Linked DNA regions of Mus musculus: region 2 is linked to region 1. A link is a loop called in an ENCODE intact Hi-C map of the cell type or tissue named here. Cell type or tissue: heart. All regions are shown on one strand.

Evidence for each region. A loop is a pair of places that touch in the nucleus more often than their neighbours do. Peaks named below come from ENCODE experiments on the same cell type or tissue, not always from the same donor. Only the 100,000 strongest peaks of a DNase experiment are listed, where the experiment ranks them.
Region 2: a loop joins it to region 1, with 2.1 times the contacts of the local background. A loop is called at or near these places in 4 of 42 quality-filtered maps.

Annotation. Positions count from the first base shown.
Region 1 is chr5:150,515,107-150,523,106 of GRCm38, reverse strand. Zar1l (zygote arrest 1-like) reads left to right here and starts at 4,948. Exons shown (of 4, transcript NM_001159693.2): 1 at 4,948-5,520; 2 at 6,047-6,139. The coding sequence starts at 4,948. It overlaps Brca2 (breast cancer 2, early onset), which reads right to left and starts at 486. Exons shown (of 27, transcript NM_009765.3): 1 at 211-486. In heart, a CTCF peak has its summit at 3,366 (motif pointing left); a DNase peak (open chromatin) is centred at 496; H3K4me3 peaks cover 1,257 bases; H3K27ac peaks cover 1,366 bases; H3K27me3 peaks cover 492 bases.
Region 2 is chr5:150,591,451-150,599,450 of GRCm38, reverse strand. It overlaps N4bp2l1 (NEDD4 binding protein 2-like 1), which reads left to right and starts at 4,926. Exons shown (of 5, transcript NM_133898.4): 1 at 4,926-5,187. The coding sequence starts at 5,015. In heart, no CTCF peak of the experiment used is centred here; DNase peaks (open chromatin) are centred at 3,880, 4,890, 5,420 and 6,700; H3K4me3 peaks cover 2,775 bases; H3K27ac peaks cover 1,573 bases; H3K27me3 peaks cover 2,334 bases.

The DNA of each region.
Region 1 (8,000 bases):
TGGAAGCTTATCCTACCTCAGGCCTATCTTTTGGGACAAGAGCAGAACTTATCATGAAGATGGGGACAGTTTATAACTGTGCTTCCAACCAAGTGGCTACTAGATACATCACAGCACCCGAAAGTGGCTATGGTGGGAGTCAATGACAAGACAAACCTAACGTTATTTAGAATTATTCACATTGACTAATCAGGGAGCCGAGACACACACGTTAGGTAATCCGGCGACTGCAGAACGGGGCAGCTACCGCGGACTCTGGACGCGCCGGATCCCTCTGGGAGGACGCCGCGGGCTGCACCGGGGCAGCTGCTCCGGGTGGCCGTGAAGGAGGTCGACTGGCTCCTCCGGGGTGTCAGGCGCGTCCCTCACGGCCTCACGACCCCGGAGCGCACGCCCGCCACACCCGGCCGCACCGACCCGCTCCGCTCCCGCAGCGGTAGCTGACTGACGGCAACGCCTCACGGCTCCCGCTCCCGCGAAAAGCCCGCGCTCTGCCCGTGACGTCATGACCCCGCGACGGGGACGCGGCGCGAGTGCCACCGGGAAGTCAGCGAGCAGCTCCTTCTGTGCCTGTTCCCGGCTAGCATGTGCTCGCCCATCCCCAGCCGAATTCCTTTCTTCCCCTCACGATATGTGTGTGTGTCTGTTTCCCGCTGTGGCCTAAAATTTTGTTTATACTTTCTTTTTCTGTATCTTCGGGGTTCTTGGAGTTCTGTTTACTTTAACCCTGAAGATAGACTTGGAAGGGATTCTTTGGATCTCTTTACCCTCTTCTCAATGTCGTCACATTAAATAAATCTTTCAGCTTTACACTTTTAATTTGGCGCTTTTAATTGTCTTATTGAGGACGGGTGGTAGGACCTGGGCTCAAGTGTTCTCTCTCCTTCTCCCCCTCCCCCTCTTTTCTCTCTCATACACACACACACACACACACACACACGCACGCACGCAGTTAAATAGCAGTCCTGCAATATTAGTACTCCTTTCTGCAGGTTTTAGGATGCGATCACCGTATTTCCCGACTTTTCCAGAAACTGGCCTAGAAAACTGAAACATTATTACCTCTCCCCTGAATTTACTGAGTAACAAGCCCAGTGCATGGCTTACTGTAGGTTTGTAGTTTGAACTTTAGAAAGCCCTCGACTGGATCCAACAAGAGATCTTAGAGGCCTTGCTGCTTCCAGAACATGATTAAGCAGTTAAAAGGTCCTCTTGGATTAGAAAAACAATGACCTGCGGTTGGGGAATCTGGCTCAATAGTAGAGACTCTGGGTCTGGGTTAGATACTCAGCACTACAATAAAGACGATTGAGAAAAGTCTGCTTGGTTTATTGGTATCAATTTTGTCTGGTAAGCTGTAATCCTTAGTTTTAGCAAGAAGTATCACTATTGTAAAAAAATACTAAAACTTTTGATGTAGGTCTGCTTAGCAAAGAAGAGGCCTATGATATTATCTAGTAATAAACTACTGCTTGCTGAACGTTTCTAACAATACTATGAAGTGTTTAGCATTGTCCAGTGGGTAAAAACTAGCCTGGTAGACGTTCTAAATTTAGATTCAAATCCATTTGGTTTTGTTAGCTTGTAAAATGAGACAAAGGTGACATATGTCTTTAATCCCAGCACTTGGGAGGCAGAGGCAGGCTGATCTCTATGAGTTCGAGGCTAGCCTGGTCTACACAGAGAAACTCTGTCTTGGAAAAAAAACATATTGGGGCCAGAGAGACAGCTGAACAGTTGAGGGCACTGGCTGCTCTTCCAGAGGTCCTCAATTCAATTTCCAGCACCCTCATGATGACTTACAACCATCTGTAATGGGATCTGATGCCTTCTCCTGGCGTGCAGATAGATGTACATGCAGACAAAGCACTCAAACAATAAAATGCACAGTAATTTCTACTTAGAAAAGAAAAAAATTGCTTCTTCCCCCGGGGAAGTCGGAGGAGAGAGGTGTCTCACTAGAGTGGAATAATGAGAAGCCTTGACACATTTCACCCCCTGAAAGATAGCTCAGTATCACACCCTCCTGGCCTTTAACAGCTCATGACTACGTTTTGTGTTCTTGGTACAAGGAACCTCCCAACCATGTCTGTCTGTTCTAATAGACTTTGTATGATTTGAGCTCAGCTACTCAGATTGTTAACTACCAAGCATTATTGAATTCAATCCATTATCTGTTAAATCTATTATTTTCATAAAAATGTATATGATGTGCACTGCACCTTGATGGTCATATATATATTGTAAATACTGAATAAAAGTCTTACAGTTAGTATAGTCATACCCTCACAGAGTTACCTTCTATGTCTAGGTGTGTGATGGAGAGTATCAAATCTCTTCTAGCAAATCTGTAGGATGCAGTTCAATATTGTGTGGATGAGAATCTCTAGGGGGAAAAGCTGTGTCTACAAAGGTTGTTGATTAAAACTCGGTAACTGTGAAGAGTTTGGAATATTGCTGGTTCAGAGCCTAATTACAATGTATTGCCTGCTGTCATTAGGTCCCTAAAAGTGTATTTTTTTTTTTTTCGAGACAGGGTTTCTCTGTGTAGCCTTGGCTGTCCTAGAACTCACTCTGTAGACCAGGCTGGCCTCGAACTCAGAAATCTGCCTGCCTCTGCCTCTCAAGTGCTGGGATTAAAGGCATGTGCCACCAGCGCCCGGCTAAAAGTGTATTCTTTACCCACCTCTATGGTGTAGTGCCTTTAATCCTAACAAACATTAAGAAAAACCCTTCAGAATATATTAACAAAACCATATGAACCAAAGGTCCAAGAATGCTATCAAATAGCATCAGAGGCCTACAGCTGAGATCTCTCCCTGTCTGTCACCCGTCTCTCTGATGTTTCCACTGAAGTAATTTTTGGTTTCCAGCCTAGCCTTTAATGGCTGATCTGTCTCTCCAGTCCTATCAGTGCATTTTTTTTCTTTTTTTTCTTTTTTTTTTTTTTGGTTTTTTGAGACAGGGTTTCTCTGTATAGCCCTGGCTGTCCTGGAACTCACTCTGTAGACCAGGCTGGCCTCGAACTCAGAAATCCTCCTGCCTCTGCCTCCCAAGTGCTGGGATTAAAGACGTGCGCCACCACTCCCGGCTTCACTTTTTTTTTTTTAAATGCCTGGATTTATGACTTTCTTTGTTCTGTTAGTGTAGATACATCATGAAACATTGTCCACACTGGAACATAGAATTTTGGGTAAACCTAAATCTGTGGTTTTAGGGCCATGACTGCTCAAATTTGCCTCTGGGTTTGACTCTGACTCCTTTTGAGGTGAGAGCTGTGTTTTACAACAGTTACTATTTATAGTCATCCTACTGTGCCTTAGACTCTGGATTTGCTCCTTTATGCCTTTTGACCAATACCACCCTCTACTGGTGACTGCATATTTGAGTTTCTTAGATTTTGCATATGAGGTCATGTAATAAAATCTTTTTTCTGTATAGCTTATTGCACTTAACATAATGTCCTCCAGGTTCATCCCAAACAAAAACAGACAAGCAAACAAACAAAACAGGTTCTGGCTGTGTAGCTAGGCTGGTCTCGAACTTGTGAGTCTCCTGCCTCAGCCTTTTGGGTTCTGGAATGACAAGGCCTATACCACCACACATGCTTTTTCTTTCTTGTTCAATGACTGATTAAAATTCCCATTTATATGGCAGTTTCTTTACTCATCTGTCATCTGATATGTAGGTTGCTTCCAGAGTTTGACTCTTGGATGAGGATGAGGGCAGAATCTCTTAATTGATTTCACTTTCTTTGCATATGCATACAAATAATGGGATTGCTAGGTCGGTGGTTCTATTTTTTAAAAAAAGGATAGGGCTGGAGGGATGGCTCAGCAGTTAAGAGCACTGGCTGTTCTTCCTAGAGGTCCTGAGTTTGATTCCCAGCAACCACATGGTGGCTCACAACCATCTATAATGAGATCTGAACTCTCTTCTGGCACGCAGGTATACATGCAGATATATGTTAAATAAGAAAATGTCTTTTAAAAGATATATTTATCTAGTTTTAAAAGGTATGTGTGTGGGCTGGAGAGATGGCTCAGTGGTTAAGAGCACTGACCGCTCTTCCAGAGGTCCTGAGTTCAATTCCCAGCAACCCACATGGTGACTCACAACCTTCTGTAATGGGTTCCGATGCCCTCTTCTGGTGTGTCTGAAGACAGCTATAGTGCACTCATATAAATAAAAATAAATAAATCTTTAAAAAAAAGTATGTATGTGCCTGTGAATGTGTGTCTATGTACGTGAGTGTAAGTTATATCCAGAAGAGGATGTCAGCTACCAGCTGGAGTTACAGGTGTTTGTGAGCCACCCAGTGACTGGGAATCCAAGTTGCTATGAGCACTTTGCAATATGATGCAATATGAACCACTGAGACATCTCTCCTGCCCTCCTATTTTTAAATCTTTATTTTTAATTATTATTATTATTATTTTTGATGGCAAGTGTTTCAAGACAAGGTTTCTCTGTGTAGCCCTGGCGGTCCTGGAACTCACTCTGTAGACCAGGCTTGCCTCCAACTCAGAGATCCACCTGCCTCTGACTCCCAAGTGCTGGGATTAAAGGCTCCACTACAGCACAGCCAATTGCTAATTCTTGAGGAGACTCCGTGTTAGTTTCCATAATACCTATACTAATTTATATCCTCACCCACTGATACCAGATCAACAAAGTCGTCACCAAGAGAATAAGTGAGTGAAATTACTAGTTAAAGCATGTGTGAAGAAGTCAGAAATGAAAAACAACCTTGAGAGAGAAAAAAAATTAGTGAGCACTGCTGATTGGAAAGGTAGGGAAAACAATTAGTCATCTCCTAGGTGACTTCAATTAGGGAGCTAACTGGCTGCTCCCGCTCTGGAATAAATTAAGAAACCTGGGTGAACCCGAATCAAATCTACAAAGAGGAAGAGGAGGGTGAGGGAGGAAACTCCCCCCTCCCCTCAAATGGAGCGTCTTTTCTGTGTTCCCTGTGGCTATGGGACCACAGACCCTTTGACCTACCCTGGCCCCTGGAGACACTGTCAACAGCAAAACTGGCCACAGAATATGGGAGCTCCCATTTTCCTAGCCAGGCTTAGGGTACCAGCAAATGTCTCGCAGTCCTGTATGAACCCTTACAACAGGGCTCAGCTTCAGGCCGTTTCCACTCAGATGGACCCCAACCTGAGTCTATGGCTACGCAGTGTCCACACCACGGAGGTGGGCGTACAGGTGAGCCTTCGAGTGGACAAGTCAGTGCAGTGCTCACAGGGGTCACAGACCCTCCACAGCAGCTCCCTCTCGGACAGAACCAGCTCCAGGAAGCCCACCGAAGCTTGGGAAGTAGGGCGGAGAGCCTTGATCCGGCGACCCCAGGATGGGGAAGACGAGGAAAGCCAGGAGGAGCTCACAGGACCTACAGAGGCCAGTCAGCTGCTGCTACCTACATGGAGCCGGGATCGTGAGGAGCAGTTCCCACGGCTGAAGGAATTGGGGGAGGAATATGCCCACAGCCCTCAGGACAGGAAGGGAAAGCAGGTATGTGCACGCGCAGAGCTCATTTGGGAAGCTCCGCTTTTAGCTGGCTTCTTTCTCTCTGCTCAGCCCCCCACCAGCAGGGTCCTCCCTCCTTCCATTTCCAGATCGGTAAGTGCTATTTCTACCTTTTCTTGGGCGAGGAAGGTGGCGTTCTGGAAGCATGTACTTTGTTTACATGGTCTGGGTGTTTTTCAAATTTTGGTAATATAGGCATGGAGCCTAATTTTAAAAAGTCTTGTCGTTATTTCTGGTGAAGATGAGGCCGACAGTAAGCTTCGAGTGTGTGAAAGGTGAACCTAGATTTTTATTTTTGGAGATGTTGCTGTTGGTGTTGCGGGAAATGGACAGGAAACATCCTAGGGCTGCGAGCCTAGAAGCTAAATTAACGGCTCTGTAGAGAATAGCTGAAAGCAAGGTCCAAGAAGTAGATGCTGTTGCGTTAAGCCATCAATTACGAAACAAGGATCTACACTCTTCTTCTCCTGACCCCCGTTAATAAAATACTTCCATTTGAATTTCTTTTCAGTTTTTGGAACTAAAATATGGCTATTTTCACTGTAAAGATTGTAAGAGGAGATGGGAGAGTGCTTATGTGTGGTGTATCTCAGGTACCAACAAGGTAAGCAAGTGTGAGAGGTGGGGCATGCGTGGGGGGAGGGGCACGGAGGCCTGGAAGGTGCAGGCGCATCAGTGGGAGATCTTTCCACCTCTTTGGCATAGATGCTGACAGGCATCGAGGATGTTTTTTTGTTTTTCTTCCCAAAACAGGGTTTCTCTCTATAGTCCTGGCAGTCCTGGAACTCACTTTGTAGACCAGGCTGGCCTTGAACTCAGAAATCCTCCTGCCTCTGCCTCCCCAGTGCTGCTGGGATTAAAGGCATGTGCCACCACGCCCGGCTTGAGGATGGGTTTTATATCGACACTTCCATTTGAGTGTGAAAGTCAATGATTAAATGAATAAATAACTACCAGCGGTGGTAGTATATAACTCTGCAACTGCAGCACTTGGGAGGGGAAAGATGGGGTTTGAGACCAGCTTAGGCTCCATAAAAAGACCTTTACATGAATGAAAAAGAGAAATAAAAAGGGAAGGAAAGGATATGACTGCCCCTAGGTATAGTAGAAGAAAAAGTTTATTGTAGAAAAAAGGGAGACATACCCAGAGGCAGTGACAAATCTGAGTGAGTCCAGAGTGGTCTTGACCCTGAACCATGTGGGGAGCAGGGAGAGGAAGGAAGTAAGAGAATCTACTACAGCAGACAAAAGACCAAAGAAACAAAAGGAGCAAAGGGGGGAGAGACGGGGGTGGGAGGGGGGGTAGGGGGCGTGGGGGGTAGGGGCACCAAACTGTCTGATTTAGGGAGGAGCCTCTGGGGTATAGGAAGCCCAGACCTGGGCTGGAGAGTTCAGGGTGTGTCAACCTTACCTTGGTTAATAGTTAGGGACTGAGGAATGCTGGGTGTACCTGGAAGCCAGGTCTGTTTTGCTTTATTAAATAGGCACCTCAGGCACTTGTCCCAGGTTTGAAACTTAACATTACACATATCTCAAAAACGAAGAAGCAGTTGGGAGACATAAACAGCTACATCTGTGAGTTTCAGGTCTACATAGTGAGTTCAAGACATCAGGAGTCACAGAGTGAGACCCCAGCCATCTCAACACAATGAAAACCTCTGCGGTGTCTAGTAAAAATTTTAGTTTAATCTTGCAGGTCTATAATTAGGCGACAGTTTGTGCCTTAAATACTGGGATAAACTTAATTTCTTAGTTTTTTTTTTTTTTTTTTTGTCATGGGTAAATTTGGGTCTCCTCATCTATGCTAGAAATTTCTCCTATTTTATTTTATTTTTTATTTTTTTCTACCTACTTGGGCTGTTCTGAGACTAAATCTTGACATTCTTTCTTGCTGATGTTCTTGGTGAGCTTTTACTTCTTGTATAAGTTAAAAGTATAGATTAGGTTTAATTAACCACTTCTTTAGACCAGTTTTTTTAATTTGTCTTGTTTTGCTTTTCTTTTTCTGAGACAGAGTCTCCCTAGGTGGCCCTGGCTGGCTTGGAACCCTCAGATCTCTGCTTCTTCCTCCCAAGTGCTGGCATTAAAGGAACTTGTCATCATACCTAGCTATCCTAAGGTTATTTTAAGGGATTCTGCCATCTCTGCAGATGTCAGGGCTTGCATTTCTGTCAAGACATTAAACTCTTTCATAAAAACAACTGACAATGTCTTTCAAAGTTATTATCAGGCTATTTCTGTATAGATACTATCAACTACTTTCAGTATAGCCATTCCCCTTTGGAAATCTAGCCAGTTTCCTTTCTTCTTGTTTTTCTTGAGTTAGGGTCTCATGAACCTCATGTTGGTATAACTGAGGGTGGTCTTGAACTTTTTTGATGTCTGTTTTTGACATGGGGCCTAACAATGTAGCTCATGCTGGCCTGGAACTTATTATGTGAACCAGGCTGGCCTTGAACTGGGAT
Region 2 (8,000 bases), 76 kb before region 1:
TTCTGTACACCTCATTGCAGACATCATGTTTTCCTTACTGTGCCCCTCCTCCACTCAGAATAGAAAGCAATAGTTGTCTTTGTACTATATTATATCAACAAACAAGTGTTTTCAGAGTTCTCAGACTATCTGACCTCCAGGAATTTGGTCAGAGATCACAGAAACTACAATATAATTAATTGGCAGTTACTATTAGTATTTTGTCCTATTTTGACATAGTTGTACTTAAATTAAAAAAAAAAAAGTTTGAAGAAATAAGAGTAATTGTTCAGTTCCTCACAGCTCAGTGCAGGCATTTGCTTAACTCCTAACATGCTGCCTTCCTCTGCAACTCGCTTGGCTGACGGGCTCCATGAAATAACCTTCACGGAGCAGGTGTGTGTGTGTGTGTGGTGGTAGTGGTGGTGGGGTTCTACTGTACACCCCCATCCCTCAGAGCAGGGGTGGAGAGGTGGGGGTTGGAGGGAGGGGGAGGAGTCGGGAACTTCCTGTGCTCACCTCTGTTTCCTAACTGGACTCTGAACTCCCCTCAGTCTAAGCTCCACCCACAGCTTCTCACCTTCCAGTGCCCGAATGTCCTGGGTATGTTGGATGAGTTGTGCTTTTTGGCTCTCTATCGTTTAGGGCACTTTTGATCAAATCAATCCGCATTTGACCCTTTGCTGTCTAGTTTCTAGAATCCCGTTGCTATGAGCCCCTCCGCAGCTTATGCTTAATGTGATAACGACAAAACAGCCGGGGCTTCTGGAGAAACCCCAAAGTAGCTTCCTTTGTACTCTAGTGAGGTTTCAAGGAAGAGCAGAAGTTACAAGCTTGCCTTCAACCTGCCATCTGTAGTAGGTTTACCACGTTCTTCAGATGGCCCAGTGTCTCCTCCGTGTTTACCCTGTACAGGTTGAGTGTGTGTTGCTGGACTGGAGGTCTTGAGCCACGGTTTGTGGCCTGCACTTGTCTTCTTGCACTCAAGTCCGAAAGGCCGAGAAAATCAAAGCCAGTATCACAGGATTCTGGCGGCACCGATCTGCGCCACGCTAGGGAGCTCACGTGGTCTTCTCCTTTCCTTCCTTGTTCCCTTCCCCCAGTCTTGTTTTGAGATAAGTATTTCATTAAGTTCCCCAGGCAGCTTTGAACTTTCAGAGCTGCTGCCTGGGTCTCCCAAGTAACTAAGACTAAATGTGCTTAATTTAATGTAAAGCAGCCCTGTGGTTCCCTAACTTCAACCTGCCTCCCACAGCTTCCCTCAGGCATCTAGAAGAGGGCAGAGTGAGGCAGAGTTAGGAGGATCGGTAGACTGACAGGCAGGGAGGAGACTGGCATCTGGAAAATTCTTTCTTTGGTGCCGTAAACAGCAAAATGTGTGGCTTTTTATGTTAGAAGCCACTCTGCCATAGCCGTGCCTAGGGATAGTATTGGAAATATTTAACAGCGGGCGTACTGAGGGCAGTCACCAATTTGGACCGTCCTTATGATTTAATAATGCTTACTGACTCACTGGCCACAAGGCTTAGGCTGGGATCTAGAATGCTGCAATTTTCTATACTTTTCTCTACATTTATCACCTTCTAATTTCCAGAAAGACGCTCTGGGAAAACGGGTTAGGACTACTCTCCTCCATGGTATCTTCATAAAACGCGTGCCGTCACACCAAGTTTCCTTGCACCTATGGTGAACATTGGGTGCAGTCCTTACCTCTGGGGAGATGTCTGACAGCAGGGGAGTGACATATTGTGCCAGGGATGTGCTTTAAATGATGGAATGCATGCTATAGAGCTGAGTTTGGTCCCTCGAAACTCATACGCCCACGAATGAGTGGGGGTGGGGCTTGTTGGCGTAGGGGGCGTGGGGCATATTGGAGTGGAGGTGAGGCCAGGTAGGACATTCTTATCAGGTTTGTATAGAGGATGTGTCTGCCCAGCTTCTCTTTTGCACTGTGCTTTTTGTTTCTCCACATCTTATTGAAATGTAACATTTAGAAAAACATCATTTCCCCCAAATGGTTTATCAGATGATTTTTCCCTATTTCTCTTCTGTTCCGTTAAGCCGGAGTCACGCACGCTGCTCAGGCTGCCCTGGGCTTCTGTGCTTAAGAGATGTTTTAGATTTGCCCTCCCCAGCTCCCAAGTAGTTCCCAAGTGTTAGCACACTGCACCTGGTTTCCGTTTGTCCTCTCCATCAAAGTGATCATACAATGCGGCATTCACTGTTTGTCATGCTGGACCATGCAGTGTACGTTTTTATTTTGTTTTTCTTTTGTTTGTTTGAGACATGGTCTCTCTGCATAGCCTTGGCTGTCCTGGAACTCACTATGTAGACCAAGATGGCTTCAAGAACTCACAGAGAACTGCCTGTCCAAGTCTCCCAAGAGCTGAGATTAAAGGTATATGCTACTATGCCTGGCTTATATTTTTTTAAGTCTTCATTTGTGTGTGTGTGAATGTGTGTGTATGTGTGTGTTTTTTAGTGTATGCATGCCACACATATTAGGAGGCCAGAAGGGCTTTGGGTCCTGTTGCTAAAATTTCTTCCCTCAGGGAGACATAAGCAACATCTTTATTCCTTTTCTTCCTGGCCAAACAACAAACTGAGACATGATTCCACCAGAGGTCACTCTGGAGAAGCAGTGAGTTTATTAGGCTTTCTTACACAGCATAGATGAGTGATTACCTTCTAGGGCATGAGTGGTCCTCACCTGAAAGGCCACACCAGAAAGTCTTCACCCAGCAGGGACAGATGAGGGCCTTCCCATTGCTGCATAGATGGGAACCCCTTGTCCCCAGACTGCATGTAGTTAGGACAGAGTTGCATTCAACAGGCAGAAAGGAGCTGAGGGTCCAGTGGCTCTCCTTATCAACCAGCCCGGCTTGGATTTGTGCAAGCCAAACCAGCTAAATACCTCAAGAACGAACGGGGTTGTTTGGCCCAGAGGATAGCCCTGTACAACAGATCCCCTGGAACTAGAGTTACAGGTGCTTGTGAGCCACTTCATGTAGCTGCTGGGAACCAAACACCAGTCCTGATCCCTGAGCTATCTCTCCGTTGTGTGTGAGTGGGTGTGAGTGTATGTGCTCATATGAGGCTGTGCAGCATGCATGTAGAGACCAGAGGACATCAGGGGTCTCCCTTATGCTCTCTGTCTTATTCCTTTAAGAAAGGGTCTCTCACTGAAGCTGGAGCTGCTGATCAATGGGCTCTGCCAAGCCAGTCATCTCCACTCCTCTCAGCACTAGGGTTACGTGTGCAGCCATGCCCTCCTTGTTACATGGGGTTGTGGATTCAAACTCATGCCCTCATGCTTGTACTCTAAGACTCTAGCCTACTGAGCCATCTATCTCCTCAGTCCTTAAACCTCAAAAAACAAAAAAACAAAAACAAAAACAAAAACAAAAAAAACCCCCCAAAAAACCAAAACCAAAACCAAAAACAAAAAATCCACACATTTTAGGGTTTGTTTGTTTTGTTTTGTTTTATTCTAGAAAAACAGGTATCAATGGGTGAACAAGGTTAAGGTCTATACTCAACAAGAAAGACATGACCCCCCAAAATATGGAACACTTCATGAATTTTTGTGGGGCCATGCTAATCTGCTCTGCATCCACTTTAAGGTGCTGCCAAATCGAGCCCTTTAACCCCATTTTGTACCATCCACACCCCAAATGCTCCATGTTTCTTACTGGACAGCAGATGATTGGAATGAAAAAGAAAGTATTTGAGGCTGAGGGGAACCACGTTTGTAAACGTGTGCTAAGGGTATGCTCAGGGTGCAGGAGATTCACTTCCTCAAATGTGAACCCGGACGTATACAAGCTAAAGGTCACTGCTGTTAGGACAAATGTGTCTTCTCCATTCCTCGTGCTTCCTCTTAATGTGCACACAGAAAGAAGGACTAAAGAAGTAGCTTCACTCCGGGAGGGGAATTCCCGGGGGAGCAACCTGACTGCTCCACACCCCAACCCAGGGGAAGTCCAAAGCCAGCGAGATGCACAGGCAGCTGTCCTCCCTCCTTGTACACAGCCCCTTCCTAACGCGCTCATCAGGAAATCTCTGATTTTGACATAGGTTCTGAGTCTTAGAAAGACACTACTTCTTTCTCCACACTTCCTTCTCATAATGCTCATACCTTAGGTGCCAGACACAAAATGTTTTGATTTTTACAACAATTGTAGCCAAAGCCACCAATATCTCAGATTTTCTAGTATGCAAATTTTGAACAGTTTCATTCTGAAAACCAGGACCATTCTATTGCTTCTAAAGGGAAATACTGGAGAGTCACAGCCAGTGGGTGCTGCCAACTCCTGCAACTTGAATTTGGTTTTATATAAATGGTACCATGACAATCTCCCCTGCTATGTGGCAGCGGAAGGTGTTCATGAAGCCTCCTGAGTCCACCCGAGACCCAAGGAGTAACAAGAGACTTAAAAGTTGCATACAGCTTTTAAGGATAGTTTTGGCAGGCCGGTACCGGTACTAAGGAAACGTACAGGACCCTGAAGGAGTGTACCTCAGTCCTTGGGACCCCAGCCAGGTGCTGACTGATTCACAGGCAGTAGGGGAGACAACAGTCTTTACTGTGACTGCTCGGATGCGCTGGTCACATTCTCTAATCTCCCACGGAAAGTATTTACTTTCAAGGTCTAGGCCGGTCTGAAGTGAGATGAGGCAGAGCCGTGGCAGAGGGCTGGGCTTCCACAGTGACTGCAGGGAAACCTCCCACTGTGTCCCCGGGGCCAGGCCCCTTCCCTTGGGAAGGGCTGCGGAAGGCGGCGGGGGGCTGGAGGGAGCGCTGGGGGCTGCGTCACCCACGCTTCCCCGGGCTGTCAGACTCCCCGGCAGCGCCGGGGCCTCACAGGTAGAGACGCCCCCTCCCGCGGTTCGCGGGGCCGGGGAGGAGGGGCCGGGCTCCGAGCGCCCGCCCCTCCATCTATCACATGGCCGGAGAGTCACAAAAACAACAGCTTTGGCCAAGACCGTGACTTCAGGAAGGGAGCTCAGGGCCCTCGCCGCCAGCCCCCTCCCCATGGAGGACAGTTTTCTGGAATCGTTCGGGAGGCTGAGCCTCCAACAGCGGCAGCAGCAGCCGCCTCCTCGGCCGCCGCCCGCTCGGGGGCCACCTCCGCGCCGCCACAGCTTTAGGAAACACCTCTACCTCCTGCGCGGCCTCCCGGGCTCGGGAAAAACCACGCTGGCCAGGTAATGAGAGCGGCCTGGCGCCCACTCGCGCTCCTGCCCCGAGCGGCTCCGCGCGCCGCCCCTGCCCTTGCCCCGCGCGCCCGAGAGCTTTGCCGCGCGCCGGCCCGGGAGGACGGACCTCGGCAGTGCGCCTTGCGCAAGCCCCAAGACGCCGCCGCCGGCCCTTCCCCGCCGCGCCGGGCCTGGTGCCCACCCCTCCACCCCCAACTCCCCGGCAACCTTCGTCCCCAGCCCCGGGTCGGGGAGGCCCGCGGGGACTGCTCTTCGGGAAAAGCTGGTGGTGACTGCAGAGAAACCCGCTCCCCGCCCGCTGGCGCGCAGGCAGCCGCCACGGCGCCCACAGGCGCTGTCACCGGAGCGAGTTCGGGGATGTCCGGGTCGGGGGTCCGCGCGGCGCTGGCCGGGGGCCCGCTTTGAGATCTGGTGGATCGGCGCAGCCTGCGGCTGCTTTGGCGGCTGCGAAGGCGCACAGGTGCTCTGGGGAGGGGGGCGGGGGGCTGGCGGCGCCACCACCGACCGTCACTGACAGCCTCTCCGCGGGCGCCCAAATTCGATCACTCGCGAATTGCGTAAGCGGCCCTTCGGGTACCCGGGCAGAGAGAACTGCGCGGGCTTGCTGCCTGCTGCACCTTGCTAGGCCCACCGCTCCAGCCTGAACGCCCTCCACTTCCTGCCCTGCACTTGGTATTCCAGCAACGTTGGACTGTTTCTCTCTCCTTGCTGGGGTTGAGGATGCTGACCCTCCTGCCTGGCTTTCCCACCGTCACCCTTTGCCCGACTGGTCTCACTAGCCTTTTAAAACCGGTTCTATTACCTCCCCTCGCAGCTGCCTCACCCTGCCGTAGAAGCCGCCCGCCCTTCTCAGCGTCTTGGCTCCTGTTTACATCTCTGTGACTGCGCTTAGGTTTGCACACGGTTGCTTTTGCCTTCTGTGAGATACTTGAAGATAGGGGCCATGTCTTACCCTCCGTGAACGTTATCGGGCACACACTAGTCGATAGAAGCAGTCACTTGCCACCTGTGTGCTTGCTTCCCTTCTCATCAGATAAGGCTAGCCCTAGGACCCTGGAACCGCTGAAGAATCAAGGTAGCCCGCGGTCACATGCTGATTTCCATGGCACCAGGTAGTGATCATAGGGGGAGGGCCCGAATCTTTTGGATGTGGATGATGGGGAAACTGACACGGCCAGATAAGGGACTGACAATTTGTATTGGGGTTCTAGCTGATTTGTGGAGAAGCAGCCAGCTAACGAAAATTGCTACCTTTGCATCTTAGAGGGATAGATGACTTGCGAAGGCCACACTGGTACCCTTTTCTGAGACACCCTTCCGTAGGTTCTTTCCGGAAGCTCCTGGCAGTGGTAGGTTGGGTTCCAAGTGGAGAGCCTCCTTGGAACCCGGGACAACTTGGTTATTTTGTGATCCAGCAATTCACAGAGGGTACATCTGTTACCGGGTGTTTTCAGGATGCCAACCCTTGTTCGATCTCACTTTCACTTTGACAGCCTGTAAATTCTCCACACGCTCAAAGTCAGAGAAGGAAGTAACTTTTAGCCATGGCATCTCTAATCGCTGAGAGAGGAAGTAGTGTGAGGATCAGAGAATAGGGAAGAAAAGAAGCCGAGAGTCAGCACTGGAAAGCCAGGGCTTGGCCCGGGGAGCCTTTTAAGGGTCCTTTCTGTCTCTCCTTTTCTACACTTCTAGGATTTTAATTCCTGCTTGACATTTGACTAAGCAGAAGACATCGGACAAGAGAACATCTCATTAAACACCCGTAGGGACAGATTGGGTGAGCCCCGGCCTGAAGGCAGAAGCCTGCTGTAGATCTACCTCATCACTAGCTAGCTGCTGTCTTAAGCAACCATGACGCCTCTCTGTGACTACTAAGAGGTGATTAAGTTAGAGGGTTCAATGGGAATCTTTCTCGTAACTTCCTGTTGCCAGATCTAAAGAGTCAAGTATGGCTTCCTAGCCAAGCTCTGCCACTCACTGGAGATGTAGTCACTGGTTAGGTGACTGATTGGCAGGACAAGCCCTCGGAGTTACAGAGGCATTGGCTGTGACCAGAGGAGGCAAACCATGGACTCGGCCCCCTACTGTAAGGGGCAATGTAAGCCTTGGCATGCCTCCCGGTGGGCTGTGGGTTTATATATAAAGTTCCGCAGGGTGGGTTGCAAGTAAGAACCAGTCTGGAAGTCACAGCAAGACCTTCCCAGACCATGTTTTCCAGGGAGGGAATAGGAGAGAGAAGAATAGAAGATTGCCTTAAATAACACCATGTAGAACGGAGACACTGTACGGTTATTATGTCCTTACTGGATCCTGAGGGTCATTTTATCTATATGCTTTCAACATTTTCTATAATGGACGTGTATTTCTTAAACCAGACCTTTAAATAAAATCTTTTTCTTTAACGTTAGAGGAAGTTAGTTTTTGCAAATATGGGCTCATCTCCTGCTTAACTTTTATATCTCATTTGACTAAATAACTAATAAAATCTCTTTTAAAAATAGGATATGTCTTGTCTTTCAAGCCAACATTGTATTCTAGAATCTTCATGTCCAACTTGCTGGGATATGGAAAACATCTTTCTGAATTCTTCAGATTTTCCTTTTAAATTGGGTTTTTATCTGGTTTCAACATTTTAGCCATATTACAGTACCCGAGCTAGCATGTGCTCTAAGTCTACATTAAAATCTGTTCTCGGTTGAGCATTGTCTGGGGATAGGTGGTTACTATGAACTGTGATTCCAGCTCTGAGAACTCATCCTAAGGAAATGTTTGCACAAACATGCGGACACAGAGGAATGCTC